Regions from separate parts of the Mus musculus genome. Here region 1 is linked to region 2. Evidence: chromatin contacts called from ENCODE Hi-C data. All regions are on one chromosome and are shown on one strand. Each heading gives the region's core, a stretch centred on a gene start or an enhancer-like site at or near the end of the contact. The rest is flanking DNA. Distances are from core to core; before and after follow the strand shown. Region 1 overlaps Trappc10 (trafficking protein particle complex 10). Region 2 holds the start of Pwp2 (PWP2 periodic tryptophan protein homolog (yeast)).

What was found. A loop is a pair of places that touch in the nucleus more often than their neighbours do.
Region 1: a map of left cerebral cortex shows a loop between it and region 2 (2.5-fold over the local background). The contact joins the enhancer-like site here to the promoter of Pwp2 in region 2. A Hi-C loop is called at or near these places in 3 of 37 maps with a recorded cell type or tissue (CH12.LX, T-helper 2 cell and left cerebral cortex).

What each region holds. Positions count from the first base shown.
Region 1 is chr10:78,221,731-78,224,430 of GRCm38, forward strand. It overlaps Trappc10 (trafficking protein particle complex 10), which reads right to left. Exons shown (of 23, transcript NM_001081055.2): 4 at 934-1,130. Among named protein-coding and RNA genes, the nearest start is that of Trappc10, 22 kb to the right of the region's middle. Within about 2 kb of position 1,408, at least 1 of the 3 ENCODE cell types and tissues checked has a DNase peak (open chromatin) inside an H3K27ac peak, as active enhancers do.
Region 2 is chr10:78,183,874-78,186,573 of GRCm38, forward strand. It overlaps Pwp2 (PWP2 periodic tryptophan protein homolog (yeast)), which reads right to left and starts at 1,276. Exons shown (of 21, transcript NM_029546.2): 1 at 1,198-1,276; 2 at 185-297. The coding sequence starts at 1,215. It overlaps Trappc10 (trafficking protein particle complex 10), which reads right to left. Exons shown (of 23, transcript NM_001081055.2): 23 at 1,549-2,700.

The sequences.
Region 1 (2,700 bases), core at 158-2,657, 38 kb after region 2:
CTCAGCAGTATTTTGCCAAAGGTGTGAAGAATGGACAGAACCTGTAACCAAGCAACTTCCCTTTAAGGAGCAGATTCTAAGGAAGTCGTTAAGGACATTCACAGGATCTGGGCTGGAAAGACATGGACAATGTCTGTAGGAACAGTAAGCAAACAAGAGCCCAACAGTCCTCAAGGTTTCTGTGTGTGAACTGTACATGGATGTGTTGCCCTATTATGTGTTCACTAGCAATAATGGGACAGGGGCATACACGGAAAATTCCCAATGTACTAAGTGACAACAGCAGCTATCAATGTGCATAGAAAATGACAGTGTTCTGAAGAGTCGCAGAGGAACCGCTCTGCTCTGGGCGCTTTCCCACTCACTTCATACATGCTCTACTTCCCAGCCCAGCCCTGACCCCAAACACCTCCCTCAGGTCCCCAAAGCAGGTTAGTGGCACTCTTATAGGTTCTTGCAGCATGGGGACCCTCCGCTGGTGGCAATGACCATGGGAATGAGAGCATGTCTCACCAGGGCATCTCCGAGACGAGTCAGCACACAGCCACCTGGTCAACTGTGTCTGCAGTGCTAAGGAGAGGAAGTCCCAGCAGGCGCAGAGGAGCAGTAAGACACTACAAGGAAGGGATGAAGCTGCTGCTTTGCAACTTCCTTCCAGGAACTTTTAAAAAGTGGACTATAAACAGAAATGCGTGTCTCACGGTTAAGAAACTACTTGGGGAATTCTACCCTATTCAAGGACTGATCTTCCCCAGGGCCACTGGCCCAGAAGCCTCTCCCCCTAGGCTGTCCACCTGGAGATGAACTGCTAGGCCAGGAATTACAGAGGAGGGGTTTAGGGAAGGGATCCTGCACCCCTCTGTAGTTTTCTAGACTGCCTGAGTCAACGGCTATCACTAACATCAAAGTGGATAAAATGCAAGACATACTTACCTGTCACTCTGTTTATTACAAAAGTCATTTCTTATTTTGTCCACAATAGAAGTTCGGGGAAGGATGTTGGTTTTGTTTTTTTTCTTGGCATCATTTTCAACTACCACTATTAGCCAGTCCACAGAGCTATGAGCTTTCAGAACATTCTGCCACTTGGTGAGGTCGTCTTTTACCGTAGCTTTGTACACTTCAGTATCCTAAAAATAAATAAGTCACTGTGAAGGCGAGCTTCCCAATGCCCCTTTGTCTCTAGGAACAGGGAGGGTGTCAGTAACAAAGAGCCACTAGTCACAGCATTTTAACACACTGTGGTAGCCAGAGGGTAAACCGAGTGGGTGTCTCAGCACTGGCATATTCTGGCACCCAAAGACATAAGATACAGCACCAAGGGCTGAAGAGCTGAGGAGGTCACCCAGGGTGCTATTGCCCAAGAGCCGAGGAAGAGCTTTAGTCAGGGCTCTGTGCCCAAGCCCCGTAAGGCTGTCATTGTCATTAGTCAGCCAGGACCCTAGCTTCTTGCCAGCTGTCCACACACACAGTAACCCTCAGCTCTCAGGAAGCCCTGGAATCCTGATCCAACTTCAATGCCCCTTGAATTCTCCACATAAGAGCCAGAGAGAAGATCACCCAGCTCCCTCACGCTGTCCCAGCTCACAGGAGCTGACAGGAAGCTGCTCAACTCAAAACAGCTCCACTTCTCTCTCCCAGGACTAACCCAAGTGGTGAGAGAAAGCAGTACTCCCTAATACAGTACATGCTGCAACCCTAATACTATAGAGGCCACGGCAGAATTGCAAGGCTGAAGTTAACACAGCATCAACTGCACAGGGAAAGCTTGTCTCAAAACACAAAACAAAGCGGGGCAGTGGTAGTGCATAGCTCTGATCCCAGCACTTGGCACACAGAGGCAGGTGGATCTTAGAGTTTGAGGCCAACCTGGTCTACAGAGTGAGTTTCAGGACAGTCAGAGATACACAGAGAAACCCTGTCTCAAAACAAACAAACAAACAAACAAAAAACCCAAACACTGAAAAATCAAAAAGGATGATCCTTATTAGGATAATTTCAATGAAACCATTTACAATGACCCCAAGAACTAAACTAAGTGGACCTGGGGAAGTTGGATGGTGCATGGCCTCTGTGAAGTTATGACTAAGGCCATAACAGGGTACAAAGGAATACAAACTCACTGCATGCTCCTAGGTTCAAGAGAACTTACCACTATTAAATTCTTCTTGAATCAATAGTAAATTAAACAAGGTAACTTCAATCAAAACTCCCATGCCTCCCACCCCACCCTTCTCTCTTCCTTCTTCCTGTCTCTCCAACTAGCCACCACGGTGTAAAACCTTACACTACACTGTGTAGTGATTTAGTTCTACTGTGCTCATAGATCTGCAGCAGAAGGTGAGGTGTGGAGCTGTGTTTTAAGGCTGGGAGACGGAACACAGTGGGTGAGTCTCTAATGGCTTGGGCCTCCTCATGGCTTTCTGAGAGCACAAGGCTTCATATGACAGTGACTGGGGTCTGGCCAGCAGAAGGCATTGACTGCCTTAAAAATCACAGCCACACAAGCTGAACCAGAAGATATAAAGACCCAGCCTCTCGACGAGGAAAGTCCCTGGCATGCAAAAAAGTACATGTTGGGCAGGGCATCCTGGAAAACACGACTTATACTCGTGACAGCCAGAGGAGAACATGCGTGTCAGCACAAGTTCATTTTAAGTATTTTGAGGCTCACCATGTGCTCTCTCCTCCAACCTTAAC
Region 2 (2,700 bases), core at 26-2,525:
TTTCCTTTCCCTTTAAGAGTAATGCTGGTGTTCTAGATACTAGAATGAAAAACGAGGACCTCAGCAGGCAACTCTACCATGACCTGTGTCCTCCTAAATCCAGTAGTCCTGCAAGCCACAAAGAGGATGGCTAGCCTTCACACGGAGGATAACGTCCCTGCTAACATTGTCTCCCCATACTTACTTCTTAAGGTCAAACACAGTGACTCTATTTCCCACGGGGCTGATAACAGAATTTCCATCATGTGTGAAATTTAAGTTTCCACACCGATAAACCGTACCCAACAAATTCGAGAACTGCAAAGGAAATGAATCAGTTTTAACACAGAGAACACAGCGTCAGCTCTCTGAAATGGTGATGAGAGGCATCTGGGCATAGGTAGTAAAGTACCTGACCATAGGTGTGTCCTGCCCCTGGGCAGAGGAGGAACCCAACTTAATTCTCAGGAGCCCAGGGTTCCCTTGAATGGTACTATACTCCCAAGACAGGAAGCATTTGCCAGGCACAGAAGGGCACAGGATCTCCATTCTAAGAGAAGCTGCTTCAGTGAACAGGGCTGCAGGAGATGCTCACCACGCCCACCGTGCTAAGTATCAGTGCCCCGGTGTATCCATTCAGTTATCAAAGGCAAGCATCTCCATCCAGCAGACACAGCTGGGTGTAGAGACCCGAGCCTTGTGTTCTATGTCCACATAGAAACGGCACATAGGCAATTGGACAGATGTCCAAACACTGCAAAGCCCAGCAGAGCAGTAGGGTAGTTGCTTACTGGGATTGCCTGGGCTAACTAAGGCAGGAGTCGATCTGGGGTGTAGGTGGGCAGCTATGCAACGAGATAACACCAGGCAGAGCTAGGCTCCTAAGAGGTATGATCAGCAGAGGAGCGCTGTCGAGACTGCTCCAAGAACTGGCGGCCCTGTAGAGAGCTGGGTGTTGCTTGAAGTTTGTTGTTAAGAGCCTTTCAGCAGCTATTGCTGTGTTGTCTGGCAAGAGGAGTTTGGACAGGGCTGGGTACAGCCCGAGACCTGTTGGGTAGGAGCCCGGAGCTCCTGGTATAAACCAGGAGCAATAGATTGCGATGGGTCGACCCACTAGTGCTTCCCACAGGCAGCCGAGATGACAACGACCTCGGTCTCTCCCGCGTCCTCGGAACCTTCCATCGCCCTCCCGTTGCCCCTGCCCGGCCCGCCGCTCACCCGGTAAGCGAATTTCATCCTGGAACCACACGTGGGGTACCGTACTGCAACCACTTCCGGAATACAAACAATCTCCGGCGCTTAAAACGCGCACTTCCGGGGCGGAGCCGCAACCCTAGTGTCCTGGGAAGCCCCGCCCGTCCCTCCCTCACCCCCACTCCCGCCACCACCCTGCCTCTACGCAGGCGCTGCGTAGCGGTGAACTAGCTGAGACCGCTAGGACGGTGGAGAATGGAGCTAAGTTCTAGGTCTCCATGCAGAGCCCAGTCCGGAGCTGAGAAAGCGAGCAAATCGTCACACACTCGCCTGTAACCGTGCAAAACAAAAACAAAAACCCAAGTTCAAACGGAGTTTCTTCTTAAAACGTGTATTTTTAGAATTTTAATGCTTACACTTTAAACGATCTTAGTACAGCGGCCTTACTCTGACATTATGTTACAGAACACTGTGAAAATGGAACCAACGCCTGCAGTGTCAAGGTGCGGCCGTCACCTTTCCTAGACCCCATCCCAGAGAACAAGAGCTGCCAACTCTCTTACAGAGAAAGGTGTCTTCATGAGAAATAACAGAACTACCAACATTTTAGATCTCCCCTTTGTTTTATTCTTAATATATATAATTAGAAAACCGTAGAGAACTCAGAAATATGAAACTCAGGGGGTGGGCGGTGAACTCAAGAGCCAGACTCCACTCTAAAGGACTACACACGGATGCGGGAGGCTAGCAGTGCCGGGTGGAAGCTTTTCTGCCAGGATCAAGTCTCAAAGACCTCCCCACACATGGACTTGACATCTGCAGGCCAACTGTCAAAGGTTTACCGAAAACAGAGTTCAGAGGGCTGTAGACATTCAGTAAGTACCAAGTTCTAATTTGCATACCCAGCTCCCCAAGTTTATTAGTTTTAAACTGCACATAAAATAGGTTTTCAGAGGGTTTTAAATAAATGTTTGTTTTTTTTTTGTTTTTTTTTTTTTTAAGGTTTATGTGAGTACACTGCCACTGTCTTCAGACACACTAGAAGAGGGCATCAGATCCCATTACATATGGTTATGAGCCACCATGTGGTTGCTGGGATTTGAACTCAGGACCTCTGGTAGAGCAGCCAATGCTCTTAACCACTGAGCCATCTCTCCAGCCCCAGTGTTTATTTTCTTTAAGCATTCCTCCAATTCCTGCAAATGAAAACCACTTGGTGGTGGTGTGTTGTGGGCGTCGTACTATCCTTTATTTACTGGCTGAGTTAAAAGCAAATACCCTGGGGCTGGAGAGATGGCTTAGCAGTTAAGAGCACTGAGTACTCTTCTGAAGGTCCTGAGTTCAAATCCCAGCAACCACATGGTGGCTCACAACCATCCGTAATGGGATCTGATGCCCTCTTCTGGAGTGTCTGAAGACAGCGACAGTGTACTTACATATAATAAATAAACAAATCTTAAAAAAAAAAAAAAGCAAATACACTGAATACTGAAAGTGTTGGCTTGGTTCTCCTGGTTCTCTCTGTGC